Linked DNA regions of Mus musculus: region 2 is linked to region 1. Evidence: chromatin loops called from intact Hi-C (ENCODE). Cell type or tissue: gastrocnemius. All regions are shown on one strand. Links, peaks and the distances in the headings refer to the core of each region. The heading gives the core; the rest is flanking DNA. Region 1 overlaps Ctnnbl1 (catenin, beta like 1). Region 2 overlaps Ctnnbl1 (catenin, beta like 1).

Region 1 (8,610 bases), core at 3,103-5,602:
CAATAGAACTTACACACTTGCCTTCAGAATAATTCTAAGAATGATTCAGGCTGTGTGAAAGAGTAGGGACTCAGGCTGTCCCACAGTGGTGTGTATATAAAACACAGGAGGAAAAAGTACTGTGCGTGGTGGAGACAGGGACGTAAGCAAAACAGAGACAAGCAAAGGAGCTATGCGACAGATAATAGGGCTAGCGTTTCAGAACTGAGAAATGAAGAGACCAGACTGCGGCAGGGAAGTTGCCTTAAAGCAGGTCGGGAGGTGGGCACTGAAGAAGTAGTGGCTATTCCCCTGTATCCGTCTGTAGGTAAGAACAGAAAAGAGGGTTCACTTTCTAGAGCCCAGTGGACCTTAGTGAGCAGCATACACTGATGCATAGGAGGAATTTCTAGAATATATTAGCAGTGGACCCTGAGATGGTAAATGTGCTGGTTAGTTGTGTGTCTACTTGACACTGGTAGAATCAAAGGAGAGGAGGGAGCCTCAGTTGAGAAGAGTTTATCATCTATAAGATCAGGCTGTGGGCAAGCCTTGGGCATTTTCTTCCTCAATGATTGATAATGGAAAGCCCAGCCAAGTGTGGCCATCCTTAAGCTGGTGTTCCTGGGTTCTATAAGAAAGCAGGCTGAACAAGGCATGAGGAGCAGGGCAGTAAGCAGTACCCCTCTATGGCCTCTGCATCAGCTCCTGCCTCCAGGTTCCTGCCCTGTCTGAGCTCCTGTCCTGACTTCCTTCAGTCATGAACTGTGGTGCGGAAGTGTGAGACACATAAACCCTTTCTTCTCCAGCTTACTTTTGGTCATGGTGTTTTCACCAGTGAGCCTCACTGGGACGGTAGGTCTGCGCTGGGTCCAGGGAACCTGGTTTTCAAAATTGCACTAAAGATCTTTCAACACAACTGCTGAAGGCCCTGGCTGCCAGGATGGTCATGAGTTGAAGGCACTTTCACGTGGATTTTCAGTCACCTCGTGGGACCTCAGTGGTCCCCTGAAAGAAAGGGGCCAGACAAGTGAAGGACCACTAGCTGCAGCCACCCAGCTCCAAGGGAAGACAGACTCTAGGTCCAGTCCACCAGGAATCTCTAAGGCTGATGTTGGTGAAGAATCAACACGCACTTGCTTGGGCTAGAGACCCAGAACAAAGCATATTCAAGCGTCATGGCTTCCTTCTTGCCGCCTTGCTCTTAGCTTAGCTTGCTTTTGTGACCATTCCATGCAGCACAGAGTTTTACTTGATTCCCAGTAAAATAACCAAATACCAATTTAAAGTTTAAATACTGGAAACCTTGAAAATGGTTATAGATTGTAACAAGGCTCTTCCTGTCCTGAGGATTATACAAATTTCTGTGCCCTGTGGCGAAACTCAATAATAGCTTGCTAAAATAGCAAATGAAACCCAGACTAAACACCCAAAGGTCTCAATTTCTCTTATAGAAGCAACTCCAAAAAAAGAAAGAATGAACGAGAGAGAGAGAGAGAGAAAGAGAGACAGAGAGACAGAGAGACAGAGACAGAGAGACAGAGACTGAGCAAGAGAATGCTGTTATGGCTAATTTAAGCACCTTTCAAAGGACAGAGGAGTTTTAAAGAATGAGCCTCAAATTCATTATTAAGTCCCAAGGACCTAAAAACCCTATCCTGACTTCACAAAGACAAAGACTATGAGATTATTTTCTGTATGTTAAGGTTGGGTCTACAAATTCCACCAGGAACCCAGATTCTTGTTATCCTTTCCTCTACCCCTCACTCCCTAAGTGTTTCAATGAGGATGGAAACACAAACTGAGTGCTGAGAAGTAGGTGGGGAAGGAACTGTACGCTGAACAAGTGCAGCTTAAGGCCAAAGACCACCTGGACTCAGAAGTCCAAAGGAAGATGCCAAGATGGCAGCAGATAAACCAGCTACCTGCTGGATACAGGCCCAAGTGGGAAAAGGAAAGGGCTTACAAGGGCTCAGTGCACTGGGCTCTGCCTGGCAAATATGTCTATCTCTACTGATAGCACTACTGGGCAGAGGCTCCCCTGATGTGTGTGTGTGTGTGTGTGTGTGTGTGTGTGTGTGTGTGTGTGTGTGAGAGTGTATGTGTGTGTGTGTCTATCTTATGGGGTTACATAAGCAGAGCTGGAGAAGACCTAGACTGTCTGGCTGCCTTCCCCTTAGGCCTGCCAAGACAAGGACTGTGAACCTGACCTGACACAGCCCAGACATTCCGGATAAGCCATGACTACTTTAAGAGTCATTCCTCCTTAAAGAAACCTCTCTTATCTTGCTAGTGAGGACCTCCACAGTAGCCTTCCTATCACACAGTTGGTCAAGCTAATGGCTTTTCCCTTCCTTTCTTATTTACTCGATGGGACAGCAGTAATAGTTAAAAACATGGTGACTCTGTGCTAAGAAAGAGAATGAGGGATACAACAGAAATAAGGATAAAGGATACAAATATAAAGCTAAAAGAAATTAATACAAATAGCTGTCATTATTGTTGTTTTGAGACAGGCTCTTATACAGCCCAGGCCGGCCTGCTCCTTACTGTGTAGTAGAGGGTGACTTTGAACTTCTGATCCTTCTGCCTCCACTTCCTAGGGCTGGGACTACAGCTGGGTACAGGCATCCTACCTGCTGGACCACTTCCCCAAGCCCATGAATGGCTACTAAGCAACTGGAAGCCAATACACATTCTTTGATTTAAAAATGTAAATTGAAGTAGCCTAGCATCAATGTTCACTTCTAAGTGCACGAAAGCCTTAAGTATGTTGATGCCTGGTATTCCCGGGAGCAACAGGGGAGTGGCCAGCAGGGCAAACTTGACAGGTGACAATTCTACAACACCTGCCTCAAACGTTAATGCAAATACCCTATGGCCTGAATGTTCCACTAGTAGGGGTTTAACACACAGATAAGCTAAGTGCACCAGAATAGTGTTCAGATGTGATACCCACTATAAACTGCTTATAACAGTCAAAATTAAAACTGAGAGCCCGGCAAAGGATGTGGCTCAGTTGTTAGGGTGATGGCTGAGCATGCACAAGGCCAGGGGTTCAATCCCCACTCCTGCATAAATTGGGCAGGGAGGCACACACATGTAATCCCAGCACATGGAAAGGAGAGGCAAGAAGATCAGGAGTTCAAAGTCTCCTGAACTGCAGGCCAGCCTGGACTACATGAATCCCTATTTCAAAAAAAAAATAATAATAATATTGGTACTTCTGTCCAATGGAACACTAGGCTATCATTAGTTCAGTGAAAAAACAATTTGCATAAGAAAACATTATATAATTCTTTTTACGTCAACATACAACACTAGCTCCTATGTATGTTCAGAAATTTTCTAAAAGAATATATATGATATTGTTAACAACAGATGCTTTTTTAAAGTAGAACTCAAAAAGATTATTGGGGATGGAGACAAGCAACAAAAGGGCCAGAAACTTCCCAAACTAGACATGTGGAGGTCGGAGGATGTCTATCGACACCATGGCACCAGCCACAGCCAGAGCAGAGACATATGGGTGGCAGGGCCACTGGCTCCCTTACCTTCAGCCTCTTCAACAGCCACTGCAGGAGTCCCTGCTGGGCAGCCTCTGTGCACATCTCCGGACGGAACTCGGCCATATTCTCCACAATAGCTGAAAGAGACAGACACCAGTCACCTGGGAAAGCATCTCTCTGCTCCTACTCGCATCAAGCCCACTTCCCATGACAAGCACTTTAGCCTTTGTCCCACTTCCCTGTATTCTACTCAACAGATGCTGTTGTCACTTTTAGATTAACCAAGGAGTTGCTATGTTTTTTCCCCTTTTTCTTCAAGTTATGTTACAAGTAGAAGTCATAACTGAAAATGACGGAATTCGCAGAAGAGATGAGGGATGGGTTTTTATGCTAATAGAGGTGACTCCAGAGCAGAGCACGCTGATGGGTGGAGAGCTGCCTAGCAAAGCACGCTCAGTCCCAGAGGTCTGCAGCTAGTCAGGCTAGGGCAGGGTCTCCTAGGGCCAGGTAGTCTCTTCTCTCTCTCTCTCTTCTCTCTCTCTCTCTCTCTCTCTCTCTCTCTCTCTCTCTCTCTCTCTCTCTCACACACACACACACACACACACACACATTGTGGTATTGTGATTCATATGAAAACCAAGACACTGGCAGGGAGGTGAGCATGATCTTCTTAATTGAGCACACTAACGCGTGCAGAGGGGAAAGGCCATGACGGCAGAGGTAGCTGCCAGCTATCGGGAAGCAAATAATTGGTCCTGCTATCTCCTACAACAGTCAAAGTGTGACTTAATAGGAAAATTAAAAGTTAGAAGGCAAAGGGAAAAAAGCTATTACATGCTATGACATCAAGAAGAAGAGCATTAAAAAAAACCACCACTGCCCTTACCACATCAAATGCTTTCCTTCCCTCCAGGGCCCCTCTGCTTCCTATCTTACAACAGGCCACTCTCACAAGGCAGACACTGTTCTGTGTTCTCAAAGCATAATATCCAGAGCGTGCTGCTGTGCCTGGATTCTGAAGGAGCAAGGGCCAAAGAAACCCAAGCCAGGCTCCTCAAGAGCCAGGCTCTTTCTTTCACCCAAGCCAGGTTCCTCAAGAGCCACTGAAAGGAGATCGGGCAGTCATGAGGGAGGGGACACATGCTGACAGTGAGCAGCAGAGGGACTCAAGAGACCAAACAGTCTCTCTCAATCAAGCACTTGTTCATTTTATCTTGTTCTGTTCGTACTACACATGATCTCCTGTTACACACAAGAAACAAAGCCACACTTCCTGCCATGGTTCACAGGGTCTTCCAAACTCTGGACAGACTCACTCCCTGATCTCACTGCCCCAACCCCACCTCCCGCCCTCATTTTCCAGAAGCACAGCCTCGCTTGACTTAGCCAAAGACAGCCACGGACTCCTCCACAGGCCAAGGGCCCCAGTCAGCTCCCCTGCAACACTCAAGGCCCTTGCTCTCAGTCTCTAGGATGTTCTTACTGACACTAATCATAGCTCTTGTCACTGGCACTCCTTCCTCTGTCCTGGGCTTTCCCATGAGAGCACCCTTGTATTAGTCATGCCTGACTCCTCCTGATCTGCCCTAGCTCCCAGTACTGTGTCTGAGAAACACCAGGCACCCAAGGAGTGGGAAGGAGGAGGCATGAATCTGAGTGTGGTAGGTGCCTGAGCAGAGACCAGGCAGATTTGCCAGAGCTGCGCTTTCCTACCACACCAGGGCCTTTTTATGAACAGCCAGCTAAGACTTTTGATAAGCTTTCCATGTTGCAAAATCCAGCATTAGGCTGACAGATGGCAATGCCAACTTCTGCCTCTGCACTAGAGCCAGCTCCCAACCGCAGGCTGTCGTGTTCCCCTCTCATACTCCCTGGGTGCCCATCTTCCCTCTTCTTTACAATAATCCACACTGAAGAGTCTAGCACTACAAGGGAGATCTGCAGTAAGCACAGAGGAGCCGGGAGGGAAACTAATCTCATAGAAACTCCTGTTTCAGCTCGGCCCCCTTCATTGCTGGAGCTCAGCTTGCAAAGATGCCACCGCTGGTTTAACACAATAGCAGCCAGGGAGGAAGCGGCCTGCCCAAAGGCATGACTTTAAATATGGCAACTGTGCGAAGGGAGAAGCTGGAGAGATTTGAGGGAGAAGGAAAGGACTGTAGAAGAATGCACTGAAATGAATGGGACTCGGGCAGCAGAGTCGCTGGAAGTATTTTAACTCACTTAGCCAAGCCGTCTGTACCAAAGACAAGGAAACACTGGCTCTTTCAATGCAAATACCTTTTTGTAATGTCCACAGATGTGCAAACACCTGCAGCTCCACTGAAGGAAGTGGGTGAGGGAAGCTGACACGAGATCACCCACAAATTTAAAACTTTGCTTCCTAGGGCAGAAAGGGCCCCACAAGGATTTCATCTTAACTTTTGGAGGCAAAGGCTGCTAAGGAGAGGTGTTCATATTGCTCTTGCAAAGATCTGGGTTTGCTTTCCAGCACCTATATCAGAGGGTCTACCACTTTTAACTCTAGCACAGGAAATCCAACAAGGATCTCCTGGCCTCCACAATGATGTGCAAACACTCCCCAACATACATATATACATAATTAGAAACAGTAAAATCTTAAAATAAAATTTAGGAGCCAGCATATTTTATATTTTCTCTTGGATGGGTACCTACTTAGTGGATTTCAGCTTTTATTGCCTATATACCAAATCAAAGCTGTAGTTACATGAAATGCACACATGGGTCTTCATTTTTAAAAGGCAGCTTTGGAGTATAGGGGAAAAAAAAAAACCAAAACCCATTTGGTTGTTAATTGGTGCCAGCCCCTCACCTAGGGTGTTGTGGACGCCATCAGCCTCCTCCCTCACAGACTCATCCAGGCGCTCCAGATTCTGCACCAACAATGCGGCCACCTGCCCGTCCACCTGCGGGAATAGGAAGCAAAGGAAGAGAAGAACACATCACAGGTCAATCCCCAAATGTCCCCATTCCCCTAGTCACAGCTCTCCATTCAAATGAGCAAACTGAGTGCAGAACTGGCAGCCTGCAGTGCTCTCTCAACCCATGGCCTCTTCAAGGCACTCCGAGGCAAGGAAGGGGTCTTAATGGCTTCCTAACCCCAAGTTAGTCCTGACCCCGGCTGGGCAAGCCAGAGATGAGTGGCACAAAGGAAAAGGCAGGGTTACAAAGCTGGTGAATGCAAGGTTCTCATGGTCATCATCCCACCTCTCCTTCCCCAAGCTCTGCCTCAGCAGTACCTACACATGATGGAAAAACAGGGCATGAGGCATTGGGTAAAACATACTTCCAGCTCTTACTTGAGTCACCTTTTGAGGTCGGTAGGAAACCCACAGTAGCTACAGAATACACACATCTGCCAAGGAGCGATACCAAAGTCAGGATTCCTTCTAGAATCTTGAAGAGAGCCTTTCCTCCTTTACACTGCCATCTGTACAACAGGTTCTGGGGGACTGCCTGTGGGCAACCCCAGGGCATGCAGGGAAGGAAGGAGGGAAGGCAGCCCTGGTTTTCTCTCCTGGAGAAGAGACTCTTTAGCTAAGACAGCTGTGATCAGGCATCTAGGAAGACTGGAGAGCTGGGTACAGCCTCCCTTCCCCTTCCCACTGCCTTGCTTGCCTTACACAGGAAGTGAGGATAAAGAAGAATCCTACAGCAATCGCAGGAAAATGGGGGGAGGGGGCACTACTTTTGGCTAAAGGAACAACTCAAAATGCCCACAATCAAGTTTGCATCGAGTTTTGTTCTCACTCCATGCCATTTACCTCGCTGGGGAAGAAAAAGCCAAGTTCTTTGCTAGCAAGCCCCTTACTTCACGGACCCTGGCTCACTTTAAGATCTTGAACAACTCTGCCCAAACAGATACCTGAGAAACTAACCTTACCAAATAAACTTATGCAGTCACTGTGTGCTCTCAGTCAGTGTTGCATCTACCCTGGCATAAAGCTCACAGCTCTCACTCACAGAGCACACAACAAAGGCTCAGGGAGGTTAGGCAGCCTGGCCAGAGCCATAGAGCTGGGACAGCAGTGAGCAGAGAACAGAAAGACAGACAGGAGGAGGAAGAGCCCAGTGAGCTGCACTCTACAGACCTGGTTGGACAGAGCCTAAGGATGACAGGGAGGAGAAGACAAATACAGCCCCTGCTCTTTCTGGGACTTTCTGAGACTCAGGGGCAACATCTGGACATGAAGAAAATCTGAAATTTGTGGCCTGTCTGCACACCCAGTTGCTAGTCAGTGACGCTTTCTGAGCTCTCCCTTATGCCTTGGGGAAGGAATGGGGACGGAGCCACTGGAGAGGAGCTGGTGCCAGAGCTGGAAGGGCTGCAGCAGAAAATGAGCTGCTCTCCCTCTTCTCCCAGGGATACACAATCGTGCTCTCAAGTCTCACAGCCAGTAAGAACATTAAAGTGTTTCCCTTAATAAACTGAATCATTTATGCATGGCAAAGAAAGCAGAAAACATCTGGGGGCACAGAGCATCCACAACTTAGTTTTTTCTAAACCACCCTAACTAACTCCCCTATCTCCCCCAATTCAGAAGTGGCAAACGTCACAGCTCTGCTTGGCAGCAATGGCTTGTCACTGCTACAAACAAGACGGCATGGCCGGCTTCTGCTGCGATGGATGGCAGCATTATTTATTTGCATTATTTGTCTCTTTCCCTGATTCTTAGTTATGTTTGCCATCTCTGCTGTCTAGAAACTGGCAGGACAGTGGCGGTGAGCAGCACTTAGATCCTAGAGCCAAGTGGATATGGTTGGTGGGTGTCTGGCTGGAGGAAAGTCTTTTTTCTTGTTACAGAAATCTAACTTCCAACAGGCAGACTTTTTAAGCTTGCAAAGTGTGAAACTCAATGTTTAGTTGGGTTAGATACAATTTTATCTGATTGCAGGAGGGCCGAGAGCAGTCAAAATACATTTAGCTCAGAAAACCCTTAGGAAAGTATTTGTATTATGCATGGCTCTGGAGTCGGCTGGTAAGGAGTGCAAATTAGCATTCTGCCTACTTCCTCCAGCCTCCAGCCTACCTTCAATTTTCTGGATCTGTGACCAAGTCTGAAACTAAAAACAAATCCTGCGTGGGGATTAAAGCACCAGC
Region 2 (8,610 bases), core at 3,331-5,830, 52 kb after region 1:
CAGCCAGTTCTCAAAAGAACAACTACAAAAGGCCAACAAAATACTTGAAAACATATTCAACATCCTTAGTCACCAGGAACAATGCAAATCAGCCTGCTCTGAGATCCCCTCCTACCCCAGTTAGAATGGCTACCACGCAAACGCTGGTAAAATGTAAACTGCTTTAGCCATCATGGAGATCAGTGTGGAAATGCTACCCAAAACCACCTAAAGCTAGAACTTCCATATATAACCCAGCTCTACTGCTCCTGGGTACTTACCCAAAAGCCCCTATATCCTACCACACAGATACTAGCACACCCATGCTTCCCGCTGCTGCTCTGTTCTCAATGGCCAGAAAATAGAAGCAATCTAAATGCCTATCAACATACAAATGCATAAAGAAAATGTTACACATATGCACAGAGCAGCTTTCTTTATTCAGCCATAAAGAAAAATGGAATTACGTCCTTTGCTACAATGGATGCAATTGGAGATCATTATGTTAAACAAAATTAGTCAGATTCAGAAAGACAACCTCTATTTTCTCTCCTATGCAGTCTAGATTTGAGCGAGAAAGAGGGGGGAGTAGACAGAACTATGAGAAGAGAGGAAGAGATCTTAACAGAGAGGAAGGGGAAAACAAGGGGAGGTAATAGAATGAAATCAAGAGGGGCTGTCTGAGGGAAGGAAGGCAATAAGCAAGAGAGAGCCACCAAGGAAGGGGACAGGTGTTAAGAACACAGTATAATGACATGTATGTATGAAGTACCATAATGAAACCCATTACACTGTATGCCAACTTTAAAAGTTATAAGTCTTCAATAAAAAAGGCCAAAAAGCAAAGTTACCAAAGCCTCCTTATAATCTGCAATCTGATTGGCTGACAGGTAAGGCCATGTGATTTATGATGCGGATCACTAGTCATAAAGACTGTACTTAATCTAATTTTTCCTCCCCAAAAAAACTTTTATTTCTTGTTAAAACCTGAATATATATTCACCCTCCCACCAAAGGCAGTAGTGTAGGTTTCTTTCTAGAAACACAAAGTACACTTTAATGTCCATGATTTACTTTGACATCTTCTCTGATTAATTCTGCAGCTACATCAGGAAGCTGAATACTGATTTGGTTTCTTTATCAACACTAACACAGGCAGACCCTTGTAAAGCCACTGCAAGGTAAAACATCTCCATTTTAGCACACTGATTATGAATATGTTTTGTCAGCTACACCAGAGCCATCATCACTCATTCATTCACTCCACGGTATTTACTGAGCTAATAGAAGTTCAACCTCACTCTATTAGGAGCGGCAGGAAATATTCGACAGCAACCCACAGCATAACAACAGAACAGCGCTATCTACAAGACCTAGCAGTACTGTACAAACAGCAGAGGAACAATGGTCAGGGAAATCTGGGTGCAAGTGAATCATTTTCGAGTCATGTGACATATTAATGCTACATTATCAAAATACTCTGGCTTTGCTCTGCAACCGCCAAGTTACCTTTAGGAAGATACAGGGTAATAAGATTACCTAAAATAAGACAGAATATAAGCAGACGACCACAAAACAAGAAACACTGAGTAGCCAATCTGCATGTAAAAGCTCTCCAACTTCATGAGATTAGGGAAGCATACCTTAAAACTCTAACACATCAGATTGACAAAAAAATGAAAACTGAAATCTGGCAGCGTGAGGGCTGACTGAGGATGCAGCCACTGACATGTCTGTGGGGTATCGTGAGGGCAGAGCTCACTGGTGATGCTAAAGACACATAGGTCTGCAACCATCCCAGCGAACACATGCACACTGGGATGTGGGAATGCTCACATCCACAGAGATGGCTACACAATGCTCACTGGAGCACACGTACAATAAGAAAATGGTTCCATGGATAATGTGGTAAGGGTAGCCAAAAAGTATGTGGGAATAAAACAAGTTCCCAGGAGCCTGCTGGGCAGGGCAAGAGGATGTCATTAAGGAGAAGGGCTGCACCACGAAATGGAACTGGGAAAGGAAATGAGGGAAACCTGGAACTTATGATATTTATTTTTAGAAAGATTTGAATTGAATTTGAAAAAATGGCATAGCTATATAAGCAACGCAGGTGAAAGGAGGCAGACCACTAAGGGCTGCGGACGAGGGGCTGTGATCTTTTGACACCTGTTACTGCTGAATAAGATCCTGGGTTTGCAATACCATTTGTAGAGCTAGGAACAACAAGACCTTTCAGTAACGTCCTCAAGAGCACAGAGAAAGACAGAGTGTGCGGCACAGTCAGGTGGCCTTCCTTCTGGATAGAGAGCCTCCACTCAGCCTGGAGCCCCTGCCCAATGTCATGTCCTGGGAGAGTCCTCCAAACACTCCATCAAGGTTTCTGAGCATCCTCAGTGGTGGATTATACCTCTGCTGATGCACATGCATCACACACACACTCTCTCTCACACACACACACACACACACACACACACACACACACACACACACAAACACACACCTTCTTCATCCCCTCCATTAAACCAGGACTTAGGTTCTGAAGAGCAGGAACCCTGGGATCCTGCTGGGCACCCAACCGTGCTTGCTCAGAGATACCTGATCCTGGCTGCCCAATCACTGAGATGGGCTTTGGCTTCAGCACACACATACTGCTAAGGTGAAGACAACAGATAAGGTGCCCAAGCACCGCAAGTGTCCATGGAGCCCGATACCGTGCTCTGTCAACAGCCCTGCCCCCTACCCCATCCACCATCCCAGCAGGCCCTCTACATTCTGAGATCCTGGCATTCAGTATCTGAGCCTTAGCCAGGCAGTGGTACCAGGCAGCACACGCCTTTAATCCCAGGAGGCAGAGGCAGGCAGATTTCTGAGTTTGAGGTCAGCCTGGTCTACAGAGTGAGTTCCAGGACAAGCCAAGGCTATACAAAGAAACCCTGTCTCAAAAACGCAAAACCAAAACAGTATCTGAGCCCTTACTCAACCTAAATGAAAACTATCTTTTGTTGCTCTCTGGCTGCTTTTCAAAATGATAATTTGCCACAACTCTTTTAAGTTAAAAAAAAAAAAAGTTTTATCCATCTTGCTGATGAAATTTCAGAAGTGGCATAAATACCAGTCATGATCACAGAATAGAATCAGAATACCTCTACAGATCATGTTTTATTTTGTTTTAGATTAATTTTCTAACATTTTTAAGGCTGTTGCATTTAAAAGACAATTCCGTTTGATAAGTAAATGAGTATTGAGTACATATGTTGCCATGAACATGAAGGTCAGACAAAGAAAGGACACTCACACACAGACACACTCAACAGCCGCTCCCCAGACTCCCAGAACTTACACACCTACACAACACCACGCTAGGAAAACAAGTGTTAAAACACAAAGAAACGCAGACAGGCATTACCTTCCAGATACCTGAGTTCTTGTGAGAAACGCAAGAAAAAAAGATAGTGGGTCTTCTAGCCGTGGCTAATGTGGACATTGGAAACACCAGAACTATGGAGAGATATTTGGATCAGACCAGAGACCAAGAGCCGTGTCACGGTCAAGTGGGAGAGGACAGAGACACCAAAGAACCAGCCAGGCTGCCAGAACTGGTAATGTATTATTAATACAAATACGCAAATTCTCAATGTTCCCCTGACTGCAGAGAGACTCCATCTTTCTATACTCCTATGTCTAATCACATGGCTTGCTGTGTTCAAAGCTTAGTACATTCAGCACTTAGTGATATTCAGAGGGTAAGGTAAGCACAGGGAAATGCAGACTCAGACAATCAGCCTCACCCTATCACTTACAGATGAATAAACTCAGCAGAAAAAGGACTGGAGCCTGAAAGCCTCCCCTGCACCCCAGAAGTGGCCTTCTTATTGCCACATGCACATCACTTCTGCCCAGTGCCACCATGTTTTAGCAAAATTAAAGCCCCTTCTGTGGCTTTTCTGCCACTCATTAATCAGGAGAGCACTACCTATGGAAATCCAGGTTCCCAGAGTGTGGAAGGAAGGTCTCCGTGCAGCATGACCTTAACCACTCTCTTCCCGAGATCTCCTGGAGAGGAGCTCATGCTGGGCCTCCGGTTACCTCCCCCAACACCAGGCCACTCTCAAGGTCTAAACATTAAAAACAAGCTGACCTGAAAAAACTACTGATTACTGATGAGACGAGCATGACAGCACACCTGCAAGTTCAGCACTTGTGAGGCAAAGGCAGGAAGTCTGAGGCTAGCCTGGGCTACAGAAGGCCTTGTCCAGGAAACCCCTATCTGTCTTAAAGCACAGCGCAGATACAAGTCCACTGTTTAGGCTTACACAGTGCTTTAAGACGATGAGGATGGGGCATGTGCATTTGGCACCAGTGAGCCCGCATGTGGCTCTGAATGTTGTATATGGCACATCTGTCGCAGCCACCAGACCACTGCCTCTAGCAACAGATGATTCATTAACAAAGTGGGGCCAAGAAGTCTTGATGCTGTCTAAGATCACCGAAACTCTGAAGTGCATTCTTCCTTCAAACAGAAGGGAAGGGCTATTGCAGGGAGGACGCACTTAATCCAGGACAGACAGTAAGGACACTTGGAGAAGGGAGGATGAAGACTCAGACCGGATTGCAAGTGCGAACTTTAATTATTAATCTGTCAGCCCTTCCTCCTTGATTGCTTGAGCCTTCTCCCTTCGTTTTGATCTCAGCCACATAACTCTGTTTACACACAAGCAGCCTGTTTCCCAGGGACGTGAAAGTTGGGTGGACCTATACCTGCGTGAAAATAAGCCTCCATGTGATACTGCAGAGGGAGGAAGGGCAGGGTCTGCAGAGGGAGGAAGGCAGGGCCCAGCACAACTGCCCCAGGCTCTGCAGCGCCCCCTACTGGGGGCCTCAAAGGTTGAATGACATATGTCCTGTCAACGTGGACACATGCCTATTGATGAGCCCATCATGCATAAAGATGCCATGGTCCTAGATGCACTTCTGTCTCCTTACTCGAAGGTTTTACTATTTTATAGATGGCTGACAAGCTACAGACGTTAGCACAGTATCTCCACTCCCACTAAAGAGAAGGCTGCTGAAGGAGGCTGGTGAAGGAGGCTGGTGAAGGAATGATCCAAGTCAGGCATCCAATGTCTGAAAACATTTCTCTAGGAAAGGAAAGCACGCTGGCCACTTGGCCATGTGGAGGAGAGGGGCAAAGGGCCAATGGCTTAGTAGCTACCTGCAAATTCACTGTGCCGGCCTCATCCCACCACCACTCTCCCAGGGAGGCTATAAAACAGATTTCAACGTGACCTGAGACTAACTGCCACTGACGTCAGGGGCATTTGAAGGTCCTCAGCGTCCTGGCAGGAGCACCTGGTACACGGGCTAGGAACAACACATTCCTCACAGACAGAACGCCACTGCAGCTGAGAAACAGGTACCTAACTGTCCTCCAAACATATACACTGGACTCACACAGCTGTTTTGAACCATCTTATCAGGCTCTGGATATCAAGTTTAAAACTGACTGACTCAAAAGATACAAAACAGAGCAACAACATAGGGGAAAAATGGTCTCAACTATCTGAAAGTAACATGCATGGCTCAAAGACAGCGTCTCTGTCAGGGCTTGACTTCATGACAAAGAACAGCAAATGTTCATAAGCAGGGCTCCTCTGTGGGTGAATCTCCAGTCAGTTACAGCCAGCTCAGGGAGAGCCATCAGGCAAACTACCCATTAGCTGTCACGTTAGAATGACTTCAGAAAGCCAGCCCCAGAGCTCTGCTGATATCTTTTCAACAACCTCTTAATCTTGTTTATAACACCTGTGTTAAGGCAACCTGACATCAATTCTACTCACTTGTCTCAGACTGAAATTACTCAGAAACTCGAGGATTCCCGTGAACATCACAACACCAGAGGCATGCTGCCTCAAACAGCCTGAAAGACAGAAGGCGTCCGCCTCTTAAAACAAAGCCACATCATGAGCCTTGCTGGGCCTTAAATTTCACACACACACACACAAAAGCATGAAGATCCTAGAATTGTGGGGTCTGAAGAACCCAGAAAATTCTCCCTACAGCTTTTTACCAAATGACCACTGAAGTGGCACAGCCACCACGGTCTGCAGGCCTGCTCCAGGTCATAAGTGCACCGCTTTCTTCCCAGTCCCGAGCGCGCCTTCTGCAGAGGTAATATTCCTGCTACCAAATGGAGCAAGTGGGGCTGCGAGAGACACCTCAGCATATTGCCCAAAGTCACAGAGCTGGAAAACGGTGGCGAAGAATTCAATCATGACAGAAGCAGCCTGCCTCACCTGCTTTCCGTGTTTACTGTACATCCCTGCCTGGGGCTCCTTACACTTAAAATGAGCTGACAGCAGTGATGTAGACATGTGCGTCCTAGGACTGTATGAAACACAAAACACCCAAGAAACTGATGGGAACTAGTCCACGAATACGGAGAAGGACAAGGGAAGAGAATGCACTTTGGTGACCGAATTTGCTGTCACTAGTGTGTGACCTTGGACAAATCACCATAAATCTTGGGGGGGGGGAGCCCCCCTACTGTTGTAAATAATATGGAGAAAAGCCAAACCCAGAAAAAGTCCACAACAAATATTAAACACACACATAATCTCTATATAATATATATGTACATATGCACATGTGTGTATATATATTTCATACATAGGAAATGGATATTCTCGAGCCAACTAACACAAAATAAAAACCAACCTTATTGCTTTGTGCAGGCTCATTTCTTGCCTATAAGTCTGGGTGCTGAGAAAAACAGCAATTATGGCCCACAGTGGACTTACAGTAAATCTCTGGCAAATAAATGAATCAATCGATCTCTTGCTTTAGGGTCAGAGGCAGCCCTAGTCTTTAAAAGAAATGCCAATCAACTCTCAGGTTATAGAAGGAACAGAATAGACCATCTGCTATTATTTAAAGCAAGTTTCCTATGAGTAAGACCAAGATCAGTCACAACACAGCTTAATCTACTTCATCAAGAAAGAAGCAGCAGCAAGGGGCTGAGATTTAGCTCCATCATGAAAGGCCTACCTAGCATATGTGAGGCCCTGGCTTCAGTGAAAAGAAATGTTTAAGAACAAAAACAAAGGTTGGAGAAATAACTCAGTGGATAAGAGTTCAAATACTCAGCACTCACATAAAAACCTGGTATGGTCACAGATGAACTGTGGTACCAATGATGTGGGGACAGACAGGAGGCTCACTAGGGTTTGCTGGCTAAAGATGGAGTGGTTGAAGAGGGAACGAAGAATGGTTGAATGTCTTTCTAGGGCCTCTACCTGGGCACTTCTCCTATGGACCCTCACATCGATAATCCCAGCAGGAAGAAAGTTGAGGCAGAAGAGCTGTAAACAGGCAACAGGAGAGATGGCAAACAACACTGTAGGTGACCCCCCAATGTATTCCCCAGTTTTGGGTGGCCACTTCCGTCACTCATCCACCCCTCACTCCATTCTTCCTTAGTCAAGGGCATTTACTGAGCAGTGTCCCCCCCCCGCCCCAGCAAGCTCTCATCTGGCCACAGCCTTAGAGGACCTCAGGGCAATGAGGAGAAGGGCATTTACATGTAACCAGTCTTTCTATACAAAAATGATACCTGTGGCAGGAACTACAAGGCCAATCAATGGTGCTGTGCCTCCCCATTCCCCATAAGTCTCTGCTGTCTTTATTTTAGGCTGCCGTCACTCATGGTCTTCTTCTAGGAAGAAGGGTCAACCTTCTCCTCCCCAGGTGTTCCATGCAGCAGCAGCTCTGGAGCCTCCCCTTCCTCTGCTCCAAATAGAGAGGAACACAGCACATGCACATCACACAGCTGGAGCCTCGCATGAAGTGTGGGCTTCAACATGGAAGTCACAGCCTGTCCTGTTTGTGGGTGGGTGACAGCCACTGCTCCTCTTTGAGCTGATTGTCATCTGCGGCTGTTTAGACACATCTTCCCTCTAAGTGACCCTCTTTTTCCATAAACACAAAGGCAACCTGCCAACTGGAGGGCAAGCTGCCTCTGCTGCAGAGGGGAGCCCTCAGGCCCAGCTGCACAACAACCCTCGGCCATGTCACCCCGCCAGGCTCAGTGTCATACCCCTGAGAAAAGTCACATTCACCGTGCTTGGCCATCACAAAGGTCACGTGGGCAAAAGAGCCTCTCTGCCACACAAAGTGAAGCAAGAGTCAAAATTGCTTTTTTAATTAAACTAAGACTTCCTCAACCTTCTGCTGACAACCCCAGGTACAACACAAAGCCCAGTATCAGCTACTAACCAGCCTCCAGGATTCGGAAGGACAGTCTGTGGCAGTCAGAGGAGGGAGGGGAAAATTACTAATTTAAACAAAATGTTTAATCTTCTAATTATGGGGCAGGCTCCAAGAGGATGGAAAGTGCTTTGCAATCTTCATTATGGAATCCCCACACGACCATGGCACAAGTCATGTCAGCCAGAGGCAGATGCCATCTCTCCTTCTCCTCTGAGCCTTCTGTGTCCTTGCCAGATCTGAGAGGAAGGAGGAAATCTAACAGAAGAAAAGTATAGGTGAACCATGAATTGTGGCTCTCCAGTTGGTTATGCTGGTGAGGCAGATGCCCCGTGAGAGGCTGGCGAGGCAACATCCCATGCTTCA

What was found. A loop is a pair of places that touch in the nucleus more often than their neighbours do. Peaks named below come from ENCODE experiments on the same cell type or tissue, not always from the same donor. Only the 100,000 strongest peaks of a DNase experiment are listed, where the experiment ranks them.
Region 2: a loop joins it to region 1, with 2.4 times the contacts of the local background. A loop is called at or near these places in 6 of 42 quality-filtered maps.

Annotation. Positions count from the first base shown.
Region 1 is chr2:157,804,480-157,813,089 of GRCm38, reverse strand. Ctnnbl1 (catenin, beta like 1) reads right to left here. Exons shown (of 16, transcript NM_025680.4): 6 at 6,322-6,415; 7 at 3,534-3,625. Among named protein-coding and RNA genes, the nearest start is that of Ctnnbl1, 71 kb to the right of the region's middle. In gastrocnemius, for the core only: a CTCF peak has its summit at 4,634; no DNase peak of the experiment used is centred there; H3K27ac peaks cover 1,421 bases.
Region 2 is chr2:157,752,629-157,761,238 of GRCm38, reverse strand. The region is part of intron 1 of Ctnnbl1 (catenin, beta like 1); the gene reads right to left. Among named protein-coding and RNA genes, the nearest start is that of Ctnnbl1, 20 kb to the right of the region's middle. In gastrocnemius, for the core only: a CTCF peak has its summit at 4,850 (motif pointing left); a DNase peak (open chromatin) is centred at 4,831; H3K27ac peaks cover 591 bases.